Linked DNA regions of Homo sapiens: regions 1 and 3 are each linked to region 2. A link is a contact called in ENCODE Hi-C or POLR2A ChIA-PET data. All regions are on one chromosome and are shown on one strand. The core of a region is the stretch at or near the end of the contact, and the rest is flanking DNA. Distances in the headings are between cores, read along the strand shown. Region 1 overlaps TAF4 (TATA-box binding protein associated factor 4). Region 2 holds the start of CABLES2 (Cdk5 and Abl enzyme substrate 2). Region 3 holds the start of SLCO4A1-AS1 (SLCO4A1 antisense RNA 1).

Region 1 (4,338 bases), core at 149-2,648, 390 kb after region 2:
ATATGCCTGTTTTGAAGAGCAGAGCTTTCAGTGAGAAACAAACTCTGCTGGCCCACCCACCCCCTTTTAACTGCCTCTCAGAGGGGACCACTTTGGAACGTGTATCCACATGGCCCTGCCTGTACAGCCACCTCCTGAGGTTGCCGAGTGAGTGTCAGCTAGCGACCGTCTGGCTGCCCAGCCGCAGTCCGCAGAGCCCCGGCCCAGCCCACGCAGCCCTGGCCGACTCCGCGTTGGGCGCGCACGGCCCTTGGCTGTGAACACGCTGTTTGAGTCGAGCCAAGTGCTGTGCTGCTTCTGCTCCCTGTGCAGGCAGCTGTGTCTCAGCAGCTAGAAGGGCTGTGGGTTCCCAGGTGCTTACTGCCCTGTGGCCAGCCCCAGCGCCCTGGCCCTCCGGACCCTGTGCCTGGCCATGCCTGTTCCTCCCTTCTGCTTCATCCTTGAGAGTCCCCTTGTTTCCTTGGGGTTCAGTCCCATGTTTCCTGGATCCTGTCTTTTGTTTTCTTCACTTATTCCCTTGTTTAAGTGGCTTCTCCCTTCTTACAGAATATACCTTTTTTGAGACCTAGTGTGTCTGAAATGCCTTTTTTTGCCTCTGAGCCTTGGTGGGTGGTTTGGCCTGGCGTTGAGTTCCAGGTGGAAGGTAATTTCCCGGGGGGTTTCGAAGGTGCTGGCCATCTCTTCCCGTTTCTGTGGAGCTCTCAGGGCTGCTGAGCTCTCCTTCCCCGTACTGTGGCTGGGATCTGTGTTTTTCCCCTGGAAACACGGGGAAGGTCTTTCCTTCCCAGTGGTCTGGCTTCTGTGGTGAGGCTGGTGTGCGCCTCCTTCCTCATGTTCACGCTGGCTCCAGCAACTGCTGTCCTTTCTGTCCTCCTAGAATTTCTGTTGATCACCTGTTGTGTTTTCTGGAATGCTCCTTCACATTTTCTCATCTGTTCTTCCAAGTTTCCACTCTCTTTTTCTATACTGTATTCAGGGGGAATGCCTCGGTGCTGTCGTCTGGTCATCCCAGGAATTTTTAATTTGACTGTCGTATTGGATAATCTTTGTGATTTTGAAGAGGGTTTCTTGCTTATTTTGATCAGTTCACTGCTTTGGTGTCTGGGTTGATGCTGGGCCTTCCTCAGGTGGCTGGTGGTCCCTGGCTGTTTGCCCATCTGGTGGAGGGGCTGGTATTGAGCTGCGACATGACGGTGAGATGGGACAGAAGTCCTAACAAAGCTTCCCATTACCAGACACCCAGAAAGGCTGGGGAAGTTGGATAAATGTTCTTTTAAATGAAGAGTTTAGCGTTCTAGAAGATAAGGAAAACCAGCAGGGCTCAGACGTGGAGCTGGACAGCAGCTGAGGGTTGGGACCTTGTGTCCCCGTGGGCTGGCAGGGGCGACTGTTCAGCGCCTGGCTCCGTGCCCCTGATGCTTGTGCCAGAGAGTCCTGTAGCCTCAGGAGGAGAGCTGGGGCTGAGAGCCCCTCAGGACCAGAAAGAGCCCCCCCACCGGCAGAGGGCACAGCGGTGCCTGCAGCCTGTCCTGTGCGTTGGGAGGGAGGAAATGCCCCTCTGAGAATCCACAGGGGCCTGTCGTCCTGGGCTGGGGCTGGGGCTGGTGCCATGCTCCGGAGTGACTTGCATAGCAGGATGGTCACAGCCCTGGGTTTGGCAGAGGTGAACATGGACCCCTGTGGAGGGATGTGTCCTGACCTGGGCTACACAGGAGAGCCACAGACAGAGCCAAGCCAGGGCGGGTGGTGCAGGGCCAAGAGGTAGCCGGGGCTGGGCCTCAGGAGGCCAGGGCGGAGTCCACAGCCCCAGGCCCAGGGCCGGGGTTTGTGCTGAGAGTGCGGGGCGGCCTGCGGCACCCGGCAAAGGCATTTCCCCCACAGGTGGGGGTTCCCAGGGTGCAGGTGCCCGTGTGGTTGTGGCACAGCTTCGCATGCTCTACATTTTGGCTTCAAGTACAGTAAAAGTGTTACCTACAAAAGGAATCAGGAAAACTGTTGTGTGGGGTAAGAACCCTGGTGTTTCTCCTCAGGGAGGGTGGGATTCACTCACACTGTGGGAATCGGTGGCGGCATGCTGAGCTGGGGACGTGGGTCCCTGGAAGGCTCTGGGGGAGGCACTGGTCACCACTGGTCACCACTGGCCACTGGCCAGGCTTTGGAGGAGTGCACGCTGCTCCTTCCCCAGGGAGGCGTCTCGTGGCCACTGCTGGCTCTGCATTGCCCGCCTCAAGCAGTGTGGCCTTGAACCGCTGGGAGAGTGGAGAGTTTCACACTGTTTCAGTTTCAAAACCTACATTTTCACCATAATGAAAAATAGAAAATAGCTTAAATCTTCACCAGAAGGAAATTATAAACACAATTTGGATGAAATAGTATGTAGCCACGGACAGTTACGTTTCTGAAGAATGTTTACTGCCATGGGAAGTGCGCCCGGGGAGCGGGCAGGGAACGGGGGAGCTGGCAGGGAACTCGGGCGGGTGGCCTCCGTGGTCCTTACGGCTTCCAAGTGCACGGTGCACACTGAGTGGCACCTGAGCTGTGCCAGCCAGGAGAGGGGCTTCAGGAGGTTTCCATTGTTCTTGTACTTCTCTGCACTTATTAAACTTTCTGTGAAGAACACTTCTTTCTGTGGTAAGGAAGATATTAGGACAATTGGAAGCCCCAGTGCGGTTCTGTTAGCTGGACCCTGACCCATTGTGGTGGTTGTATGTGCACATTGGCTGGTGTGGGGTTTTGGCTGTGCCATGAAGGAGTCTCCAGGAAGGTGGGGTGGGGCAGAGAGAGGGGCTGTGAGCTGGGGAGGTTGCGGGGGAGGCGGCGGTGGCCACAGTGGCCCGGTCAGGAGGCAGGGTCCCAGGCCCCAGCTTCCTGACCTTAACTGTTAATGACCTTCAGGGCTATGCCCCATCCCGTCACCACCTGGAATTGCCCATCTTGGTTGGACGAGGATGCTGAGGGTCTTTGGGACGGATGTCGTGTTTCTTGTTGCAGGTTTGACTGCTTCCTCCCTGACTCGAGGGCTGGGTGCGTGGAGCCGGTTGTGCCTCTGTATCCGAGAGCCCTGCTCCCTGTCATCCTTGGCTCCTCTCTGCATTCCTCACAAAGACCTGGGTGGGGACACGGCCAGTGTCCCACGTGGCTCTCTCTGGGGAGCTCTCAGACAGAACCCTCCGCCCTGGCCTTGGGGTCCCATCTGTGGGGCGGGGTGGGGGCCACACCTGCCACGTGTACCCTGCTGCAAGTGCAGAGAGAGGAGTAGAGGCAGGAGGGGCGGCTGCCTTTCGTAGGTCAGGTGCCGCCCGTAACCACGGTTGATTACTCTTAAATTAGTTATGTCTTGAGACGGAGTTGCACTTCTTTGCCTTGGCGTGAATAGATGCTGCTGGATTATTTGTCCGTAAACAGAGCTCACAGGACCCAGAACTGTGAGAACCTCTCGGAAACATGGCGTGGATGCAGCCGTTGGTGTTCTGAGTGTCCTCAGATCATCACACAGTGTCTGACTTTGCTTTTTGGTACAGTCAGGCTGTGATACAATAACCAGGGAGGCGGACAAGAAAGTCCCCAGTGACAGCGCCTCTTATGTGCTGTTTGTTGGAAGCAAACCTCAGTTCGGCTTAGGAGACGTGGCCACTCGCGCTTGGTTCACAGATATTTTCAATGCCTCGAGAAGCTACGTTGTACCTGCCTGAAGTCACATGGTCACTTCTTGTGGGACGTTTGATTCCTTCTCCAACTTTCCTGACCACAAGGGACACTGGGCCCGACCACAGGGCACATTTTCACAGTGACCCATGGCTGTTTCCCTACACTTCTGTGATGTCCAGAATGCCACTTTTATTTTGTTAGAATTTTAACCACATTGCTATTTTGTTAATACTTTTTTTTTTGAACGTATTCCTTTAAATATATCTGGATACTTTTTTTTTTCTTTTTTTTTGAGGTGGACTCTTGCTCTGTCGTCCAGGCTGGAGTGCAGTGGTGCAATCTCGGCTCACTGCAACCTCCGCCTCCCAGGTTCAAGCGATTCTGCTTCAGCTTCTGAAGTAGCTGGATTACAGGCATGCACCACCACACCTGGCTAATTTTTTGGATGCAATTTTTTTAAATTATTATTTTAATTTTTTGAGACGGAGTCTCGCTCTGTCGCCTAGACTGGAGTGCAGCGGCACGATCTCAGCTCACTGCAAGCTCTGCCTCCCAGGTTAATGCCATTCTCCTGCCTCAGCCTCCCAAGTAGCTGGGACTACAGGGGCCCGCCACCATGCCTGGCTAATTTTTTTTTTTTTTTGTATTTTTAGTAGAGATGGGGTTTCACCGTGTTAGCCAGGATGGTCT
Region 2 (4,836 bases), core at 1,541-4,040:
ACCTGCCCCTCCTCACTAGTCCCTGGCCTGGCAGCCACAGGGCAGCTCGCCAGGACTCCACCGGGAGCACTCAAGGCTGTCTGCTCCTCGGGGGAGGATGAGTATCAGTCCCTCCCAGCTTCGTGGGAGGAGCTTAAGAAATAGATTCTTGGGCCCAACCCCGGATCCACTGAACCAGGACTTTAGAGGTGAGCCTGGAGTCTGTGTTTTAAGAAGCTCCCAGAGGTAATTCTCCTAAATGTGAAGTCTGAGAACTGCCCCTTACAGGGCAGAGACACTGGGCACTGACACCTCTGCTGGGCATCAGGGAGCGGTGGGCAAAGGAGCAATGGCACCAAGTCATGGCCAGTGTTGGGGGACGGGGAGGAGAGCAGGTGTCCCTGGGAGGTCAAGGCAGGTGGCACCTGCAACCCAAATTTGGGTTCTGAGGGATGAACAGGAGTGTGCCAAGTAGGCAAGGAGCTAGGATGTTCTGGGAAGTTTGCTGAGACCCCAACTCTAGAAAAATGGACAAGGATCAGGCAGAAAGGAAAGGTGGGGGCCACGGAGGGGTGCCAGGGCAAGGGGGAAACTAAGAAGTCAGCCCAAGGGCCAGGCCTGCAGTCAGGAGCATCCAGACAGAGCCCTGCGCTTGACACCTGCTCAGAGTTCAGGGTGAGAGCCAAAGAAAATAAGGAGCGAAACTCATGAGCAGGGCCCTCTGCAGCCAAAGCACCAAGGTGAGCTGGGCATTTAAAACCACGCATCACAGGGATGGCAGGACACGGGCCAACGACTGGGCTGGGTGAGGCCTGGGCCAGACTGGGGTGCGGGCCTGACTCAGGGGGCACTGCCTCCCACCTGCAGCCTGTGACATGTCTGCCTGTTGTCCTGAGAGGCCAGAGGGACTGAACTCCCAAGAGGGAAGTCCAGGTGTGTTAAAGGTTGCTTTAATTTCTCCAGAATCACACGAAACAAAAGCCGTGTGTTCCCTACACACTGCCCGCAGGCCAGGTTGGCTTTTGGCCACCCATCGACACCCTGGGGAGGGGAGAAGACTGGCAGCGGGAGCCTAGCAAGGGGGTTCACCAGACCCAGGAAGAGACCCCGTTCCTTCCTCAGCATTCCTCCTTGTCCCTCAAAGTCTAGCTTAGCGCCAGCAAAGAAGAACTGGCTAGGGGCCCCCCTACTGCACAGCCGATCCCCAGGACCCGGCGCTGCAGCCAGCACGGACAGCTGCCTCCTGCCTCCTGCGTCCTGCCCTCCACCCTCACTCGCCCCTTTCTGTTCTCATCTGACACCAGATTCTCTGCAAGCTGCTGGTGTATGGCCCACCCTCCCCTGTCAGGCCCCTCCTCCTGGTGATAGCCAGCAGGGATGGAGGGCCCACTGTGTGCCTGCCCCAGCCTCAGCACCCTACAGCGCTGGACACACTCACTCCCCGCTCACGGGAGCCCCCAGGCACACAAGTCAGCACCCCATTCTGTGGATCCAGAATCCGCAGCCACCCCTCTGCTATGCCACCCAGCCCCGCGTTCTCCTAGACAGGACAGCTGCCCACCTTCCCCTAGGCCTGGCAGAGGCCTTGGAGGCCAACTTGGAAGGGCGGAGGGAAAGGAAATGGAGGTGCTGCATGCTGCGTGAGCCCCAATGGTGGCCCGTGAAGGCCCACAGGAGGGAGCAGGCAGGCGGGAGGTGGGTAGGGGCCTGAAGGGCAGGGGCCCATGCTAGGGGTGGTGATGAAGACCCTGTCTTGCCCACTCGCCCACTGCCTTGTTGGCCATCATGCTGCCTCCCCACACACCAGGTGCTCCTAGGGCCAGCGCTGTGCCTGTCGGTCCCACCGGGTCCCCAGCACCCAGCACAGGAGAGGCTGGGCGCATGCGGGCAGGTGCGAGGTACTGCAGCGCATTCGCGGACTGACCACTGCATGTGCCTGGCCTCCGGCCACAGCCCGACCCCCTCACTGAGCCAGTTTCATCCTGACAGTACCCTGAGGCTGAAATCATTGTCCCCTCTTTAAAGATACGTAAACCCATGAAAGAAAGCTGGACAGAGCAGGCAGGTGACACAGAGGTGGGTGCAAGGTCCTGAGTCCCTCCACAAAGATACAGCGGGTTCCCCTCCAGACTGCAGACAGGCTCCCGGGCTCCAGAGGCAGGCCCTGACCATCCCGGTGCCACGGGCTCACAGGTTCTGAAGTCAGGGGCACCCAGGCACAGAGAGGAAACAGGCCTGGGCACAAGGCAGGCTCAAGGTCACTTTGCTACTGCAGGAAGTGCAGGACTCTGCCTGGGGCTTTGATCCCAAGCAGGTGCCTTCTCCACTCAGACCCTCGTTCCCTTCTGTCAATGAAGGAGGCCAGATGGCACGCGGGCCCTTCCGGGAAGCGGTGGGGCTCCTCCAGGGGCCGCCCTGCGCCCGCTGAAGCGCCGCCCAGACACACCTCCGGACAGGGAAGTGTGCTGGGGCCTCACCCACGCCGCCCTGGGTCCGGAGCCTTAAAATGTGCGCTCGATGGAGGCCATCCGCGAAGGCCGCCATACAGCAAAGGGAACAGAAAGCGAGAGCCCCGCGGCCGCAGGTCCCAAGACGGGGACTCGAACCGGCGGGGAGGCGCGCAGCTCCCGACTCCCTGCTGCTGCGTCCGACCGCCTCTAGGACCCAGGGGAGCGCCCTGAGCGCGGCACCTCGCTGGCCAATGGGAGAGCGCGACGGCGATACATTTGCATGTGGGCGCGCCGCGGCCAATGGGCGGCGGGCGCGCGGGCGCGCGGGCAGGGGGTGGGGCGCTTCGCGGCGGCGGGCGCAGTCTGAGGATGGCCGCGGCCGCGGCCGGTGGAGCCCCGGGCCCGGCCCCCGGCCCCGCCGGGCCCCCGCCACCCGCCGCGCCGACCTCGGCCGCTCGGGCCCCGCCGCAGGCGCTGCGGAGGCGCGGGGACTCGCGGCGCCGCCAGGCCGCGCTTTTCTTCCTCAACAACATCTCCCTGGACGGGCGGCCCCCGAGCCTGGGCCCGGGCGGAGAGAAGCCCCCGCCGCCGCCCGCCGAGGCCCGCGAACCGCCAGCGCCGCCGCCGCCGGAGCCCCCCACCGGGCTGCCCGCCAGGACCCCCGCGCCCCAGGGCCTGCTCAGCCCCACGCAGGTGCCCACCGGCCTCGGCCTGGATGGGCAGCGCCAGAGGTGAGTGGGGGCCCGGCCAGGTCAGCCCAGGACGCGGGGTACAGGGACGGGGACGGGGGCCGGATCAGCCCAGGACTAGGGGTCAGGATTACTTGGGGCCTCATCAGCCCAGGACAAGGGGGTCAGGTGACCTGGGGCCTTGTCAGCCCTGGACAGAGGCCAGGACAAAGGGGTTGGGTTCACCTGGGGCCTTGTCAGCCCTGGACAGAGGTTCAGGTGACCTGAGCCCCTGTCAACCCAGGACACAGGGGTCAGGGTCAGTCTGGGCCCTCATCAGCCCAGGACACAGGGGTTGGGTTCACCTGGGACCTTGTCAGTCCTGGATACAGAACTGGGGGTTCCTGGGCTGGCTGAGGGTTTCCTCAGGCCCTGTCACCCCCCACACATAGGGTTCATTGTCCCCTGAATTCTCCCAGCCCCTGAATACGGGGTCTGGATCTCCACGTTGTCAGTGCTCTGAAATGGGTTTTAGGGTTCAGCCCTTATTACCCCTGAGACCCCCAGCCCTGTGGGTTCTGGACATGCCCCCACCCCCATCCACTGGTACCAGTGCCCGGGACACAGGGACACATGGACAGCCCTGTGCATCTCTTCGCATTCTTTGAACCGGGCCACACCGTCCATGCCCACCTCCTCAGACCCAGCATGTGGGCCGGGGTCCTCCTGGCACTGTCACTGACACCTGTTCCCAGAGGCCCCTGCACAGCCACATCTCCCATCCCACAGCCACTGGTCTCTGGCACCCCTCCTCTCCCTGTCACTTCCCTGCTGAGCCCCGCCCTTCCCCACATCACTCTCAGCTCGGTATCTTTGGGTCTGTCACACCCTGGGTCTCCACTGCTCCCCCTGCCTTGATTCCATTTCTGGGAACCACCTCAGCCCATCCCAGGGCAACCCCAACCATGAGCCCTGCCTGTCCAGCGTGTGCCCCCTGCCCAGATGGCCCCTGGCTGCCCGACACCCTGTGTCCTTCTCCCAGAGACCACAGGACCTGGGTGACCCTGCCTCCCACAGCCCTCACCTCCAGGAGTGACTGTGGGCTCTGGGCCCAGGACTGGCTGCTTGTTGCGGTTCCTTCTCAAAGGGAGCCACTGTCCACAGGTCCAAGTGCCTGCTGGGCGGCTGTTCCCAGAGGCAGCCCCTGCAGGTGTGCAGCAAAGGGGCCGACACAGAGCTCTTGGGTCAAGGCTGGCACGTGCTCCTTGCTTACCTGGAGGTCATCAGAGTTGCCCCACGCCCCTGGCCTTCGGGCAGGTGGAGGCATTGGGTTCCTCTAAGGTCTTTGGTTGGGGAAGTTTGGGCCCAGAACACAGCACTCTGTCCTCAAAGACTATGACGTCACATGCAGGTTGCGTCACACGCAGGTCGCGGTGCACTCCATCCTTGGAAGTGTTCCTGGCCGTAGCCAGGCTGAGGGTGCCTGCAGACCCAGGCCTGTCCACAAGATGTCCCCCCACGGACATGCCTGGCCGCTGCTCCAGGGAGGGTCAGAGGGATGATTGGGGCAGAGGGATGGATTTGCCCAAATGTGGCAGCCAGGCCCCATGCATTTGGCATGGCCAGCTCCTTCAGGAAGGCGGGAGAGATGGAACAAGGTGGTGACTCTCCAGGGCAGAGCGGCAAGGCCCTAAGGTGTGGACTCCAGGGGAAGCGGGCTCACCCCAACGGGCCGAGCT
Region 3 (4,625 bases), core at 784-3,283, 260 kb before region 2:
GAACAGCCTCCTGCTGGGAAGCACATCCCCTTGGTGGTTAGACACTTGCCCATGCCCTTGTGCAGTGAGCACACTGTGCAACTGACCATGGCTTCCTCACACTGCACAGTACCTAGTATTCTAACTACAATCCACTGGATTCCCAGGGCAAAGGATCTCTGAGGGTCACGGACACATCTGCAATAGAAAACCACAGCGTCAGCACCCACAGAAGTGGGGTTGCATGCCAAGTCACCCCCTAGGCCAGTGGCCTCCTGGACCAGTCCCCAGCCACATCATCACCCCCCCCCAAGTGGGAAGCCCCTCGTCAGAGATCAGAGACAGTGAGGTCTCTCCTGCCACCAGTGACAGACAGGCCCGCTTAGACCTGGGTGTTTCCTGGAGTGCTCCTGTCTCAGGATCTGCAGAGCTCCGCCTCAGGGTGCTGCAAGGAAAGCTCTGGACAAGCGCACACCCGACCCCAGCTTACCGTAGAGTTGCCGTTAGTGCAGGAATGCTGCTGAGGAATGTAAAGAAAATTACAACGAATATGAAAACCAGAAGGAGGGGCTTTCTCTGACAAGTTGAAGTGCATTTCCCTGCAGTGGCATGGCCAAAACCAGAGGAAAGATTCTGAGGGATACAGCTACAGTCTCGGTACACCTGGGAAGCCCAACAATAGCTCCGATTACAAGGGGAAGGCACGGGGGCCCCTTCCCAGGGTCCAGGGGAGGACAGGGGCGGTAGGCAGCGGCTCCACTCACCTTCTGGCCGTCCACATTCGTCTCCGTGGCTGCAGGGCACCCTGCGTGGCACAGTGAGAAGTACATGAGGCCGTCCGAGCCGCACACAGGGCTGTAGTGTTCTGGCTGGCAGCTGCAGGCAGCGTTGCAGGGAGCCGTTAGGTTCAGGTGGCCTTCGGGCAGGAGGCTGCAGAGGGGGGACAAGCGAGTGGTAGGGTCCAGGCCAGAGCCATGCTGGCGCCCAGCAGGCACAGGGTCAGCCATGGGGCTCGTCCCCATGCAGCCTGCATTTCGGGTCTACAAACTTGCCAAGCTTGCACCGCCCCCAGCACGCTGGGCACTCACACTGGGCACTGCCTTCTGGTGATAGAATGGTTTTTCCTCCTCACGCAAGGAAGGCACACCCATGCCCCCCAGCACCGTCCGCCTGATGCACAGCCCCTTTCCCTAGTTCATTTGTTTTTGGACAGGCAACACATTCATATGGATCAAATACAAACATTAGGAAAGAAAAAGCGCCAAGTACACAAAGGCAGCCTCGTGGCCCCAGCCCCACCCCAGTCCTCGGTTCTCCAGCCACAGGCCGGCTGTGCATTTGCAGGGGTCGTCTGCACGTACACGCCCCTCGGCAGTCACAAACATCTGCACTTCTCACTTGAATCAGAGCACACTGCGCCCATTGTCCAACTCCTTCCTTTTTCCCACTTCACAGTATGTCTTGGCAGTGGCCCAGGATGAGCTTCCTCCACTCCTTTGTGGGCAGGGCCTCTGTTGTGAGGACAGCGTAGTGACCCCGTCCACCCTGATGACTCTTAGGTTCCGATAATGCCACAACGGCTGCTTTGTGCTTCTCGGCCTTGCACGGCACCTGCAGGTGCACTCCCGGGGCCCGCAGGGCAGGGCCGAGGTGCAGGCTACCTACGTGTATTTTGGATATTCCCTAATTGCCACCTGACCAGCAGGTGTCCCTCCCACTCCCAGCACATGGCAACTCCAGGAGCACATCCTGGGACACTTTTTATGTCACCGAGAGACCAGCCTCAAGGACCCCGAACACTAGGGCTGTTGTTCCATTTGACACAGCTACAGAGCAGAGTGCTGAGGCCCAGAGAGGCATATGACTGCCCGGGGGCACAGCCGGGACCCAAGCGCAGGCACTGCTGGGGGCTGGCATGGTGCCTTTTCACGTGGATGCTGCCGGGTGCCCTGCTGAGCGGGTGTTGCCCTTGCCGCTGTCCTGTGACGTAGCCCTTTTCAAAACCACCTCTCCCAAGTGCTGCACCACTCCTCCTCCATGCCCAGGGACCGCGGGTGCTTGGGGCCCCGACGCGTACCCAGGTGCCATCTGGCCCTCACCTCCCGCCGTAGCTGGCTGTGACGCCCGCCATGGGCACACTGGGGCAGTGCAGTGAGAAGACGAGGATGCCCAGCAGGCTGACAACGGTGCAGAACAGGCAGAACTTGATGACCGCGGAGCCCCGGAGCCTGAGCTTGTTCACAAAGAAGCCGCCCAGGAAGGTGCCGCCACCACCCGCTGGCACCACCAGGTACCCTGGGGAGAGGGAGGGATTCAGCCAGGGACTCAGGCAGGGGGCCGTGGTGGGAGAGGGTGGTGGATCAGCCGGGTCCACTTTACAGGTGGGGAAACTGAGGCATAGAGGGATCAATTCCTGCCTGCATGGCAGCACTCAACACCACACCTGAGTGCTTAGCTGTTGCGCTGATAGAGCCCTAGGAGGGACCTCTGTCCAGAGCCCACAGCGGGGATGCCTCAGAGGGGAAGGGGAAGGGGAAGGGGAAGGGGAAGGGGGAGCGGGGGGGCGGGGCGGGGCGGGGGGAGGAGGAGAGCCCAGAGTGCTCCAAGGTCAGCGGCCCCTGCCCCAGTGGGAAGCCAATGACTCCTCCACTGACCCCCCTCCAGGGCAGCCACACCCCCTCCTCCCCCAGGGGCCTCTGCCGAGTCCCTGCAGGCTGTGACAAGGACATTTGTCGAAGCCTGAGTGGCCACCAACAGTAAAAAATTGCGATTAGCTGGCATCTAGCTTCTGGGCTGACAAGTGAGGAGGGCACAGGTGAGGGGACAGGTGGAGAGGGGACAGGTTTGGGGGGACAGGTGGGGAGGGGACAGATTTGGGGGGACAGGTGGGGAGGCTCTCCAAGGGGCAGTAGAGCTGACCTCTGGGGGGCTGTTGAGTGTGGGAATGTGGGCTTGTGAGGTCAGCCCAGAGGGGCCAGGCCAGGATGGGCCTGTGGGGGAGGGAGGGGAGCCCTCATCTGATGCCCTCTTCCTGTCCAGATAGTGGACCCTGGAAGGGTAGAGCGCGGTAGATTGGCGGTGGTGGCCCACATGCCTGGCACCTCTGCCATGGCCCAGGGTACTCTGTGAACGCTGGCAGGAGGAGCAGCTCTGAGGAGGGGTCCCCACTTTCTGCAGACCTGCCCAGCCTGGGAAGGCCAGCCTGCCTCTGGCACCGAGAAACCCCCAGCTGCACTGTTCCAGGAGGTCCTGAGGCACCAGTGCCTGGCTCATGGAACAGCCAGGTCCAAACCCTTCCTGCACCAAGTCACAGAAGCCAAGACTAGGTGGCTAGGGGGTGGAGCCCACCGTGGACCCTTCCACCTACGGAGCATGTCCCACAAAGAGGGCAGGACCACCACTCTCCCGGCCTGTGGACAGAGTCGCTCAGCCCCCGTGGCGCTCTCCACACCTGCTCTGGCAGCGGGGGTGGGAGGGCACTCACTGCCATGTGCCCTGTCTGGGTCTTTCTAGAAGATGCCCTTGAAGACTCTGTTTCTGAGAACTGACATAAAAGCAGAGGACCCCCAAGATTCAGTTTTCTCACCAAACAAGGTGGCAGCTTCTGAGGCACTCAGGCTGAACTGGGACTCCAAGAACTTGGGGCTGAACGTGGACATGCCGGTGATGAGAGTGGCCTCGGTGGCCCCGGCCAGGCAGAGCAGGATGAACGTGGGGTTCTTCAGCAGGAGCCAGATGGAGCTGGGCAGAGGTGGGGGTGTGGAGAAGAGACTGAGGGTCAGAGTGGTGGGCAGAGGTCGGGGTGTGGAGAAGAGACTGAGGGTCAGAGTGGTGGGCAGAGGTCGGGGTGTGGAGAAGAGACTGAGGGTCAGAGTGGGCCAGACCCAGGGTGGGAGGAACCTGCTGTTCCTGAGGCTGTCAGCTCCCCGGTCTGATTACAAAGGGCCCCTGTTCCGACAGGGAGTAGAGTGGGGTGCAGGCAGGTGGGGGACACCCACACTTATTCCAGAGAAACCCAGGGGGCGCCAGGCTGAGCCTATGCCTGTGGCCCACTTGTCCTGAAAGCTGCAGTCCCTGATTAGGGAAAAACCTTATCAGTGCCTTGGCCAGAGCTTCAGCTCAGGTGGGGAGAGACCCCAAGTGACCCAGGACCCTGTTCCGTCACTGGCCAGCAGCAGGGCCTGAAAAAGGGAACTGGCTGGGGCAGGCAGAGGCCACCAAGTCCAGGACCGGACAGGCCCTGGGATAGGGGAATGGAATCACGGGAATGGGGACTGTGGCCAGTCCCCAACCGCCAGCCCCTGGGAGAAGTGGGGCAGGAAGCCACTGGGATTCGAACCCTCCATGCAAGAAGCCCCTGGGTAGACGGACCTGGCTAGCTTGGTTTGCACTTGGGGGCCAGTGGCCCTGGGGGTGGTGAGGCCTCAACTGGGGCGAGTCCTTGGTGCATGGGCCTGGAGCCCTGGGGGGAACTGTGGGAACTCTGAGCCGTCTGGCCCTGAGGGCTCAGCCTCAGCCTCCACATCTGCCTGTTGCGGTCCTGGCTGTGGGGTCTCAGGATAAGGACATAGCCCCCTGGAAGCTGGGAAGGCCCCACATCAGGCCTTGCAGTTTCTAACCCAGGAGGTGGCCGACAGCAGTGCGTC

Evidence for each region. A loop is a pair of places that touch in the nucleus more often than their neighbours do. ChIA-PET counts read pairs that join two places held with the same protein, here RNA polymerase II (POLR2A). Pooled maps may share reads with other maps.
Region 1: a loop to region 2 is called in a map of ovary, with 3 times the contacts of the local background. The contact joins the enhancer-like site here to the promoter of CABLES2 in region 2. A Hi-C loop is called at or near these places in 10 of 168 maps with a recorded cell type or tissue (PC-9, dorsolateral prefrontal cortex, heart left ventricle and 3 more) and 12 of 50 pooled maps.
Region 3: a pooled map shows a loop between it and region 2 (3-fold over the local background). The contact joins the promoter of SLCO4A1-AS1 here to the promoter of CABLES2 in region 2. A Hi-C loop is called at or near these places in 5 of 37 single-sample maps with no recorded cell type and 8 of 50 pooled maps. POLR2A ChIA-PET finds 5 or more read pairs at or near these places in 3 of 52 experiments (HEK293T, HepG2 and MCF 10A).

The regions. Positions count from the first base shown.
Region 1 is chr20:62,017,436-62,021,773 of GRCh38, reverse strand. All of the region lies in intron 1 of TAF4 (TATA-box binding protein associated factor 4), which reads left to right. Among named protein-coding and RNA genes, the nearest start is that of MIR3195, 45 kb to the left of the region's middle. RefSeq lists an enhancer at 1-133. Within about 2 kb of position 1,398, at least 8 of the 41 ENCODE cell types and tissues checked have a DNase peak (open chromatin) inside an H3K27ac peak, as active enhancers do; they include ovary, where a contact is called at or near this core.
Region 2 is chr20:62,405,239-62,410,074 of GRCh38, reverse strand. It overlaps CABLES2 (Cdk5 and Abl enzyme substrate 2), which reads left to right and starts at 2,790. Exons shown (of 10, transcript NM_031215.3): 1 at 2,790-3,160. The coding sequence starts at 2,799. LOC105372709 (a long non-coding RNA gene) reads left to right here and starts at 3,181. Exons shown (of 2, transcript XR_936967.3): 1 at 3,181-4,836. RefSeq lists a silencer at 2,624-2,873.
Region 3 is chr20:62,664,029-62,668,653 of GRCh38, reverse strand. SLCO4A1-AS1 (SLCO4A1 antisense RNA 1) reads left to right here and starts at 2,033. Exons shown (of 4, transcript NR_024470.1): 1 at 2,033-2,269; 2 at 2,644-2,794; 3 at 3,157-3,730. It overlaps SLCO4A1 (solute carrier organic anion transporter family member 4A1), which reads right to left. Exons shown (of 12, transcript NM_016354.4): 6 at 3,566-3,720; 7 at 2,079-2,274; 8 at 744-909; 9 at 470-642; 10 at 113-177.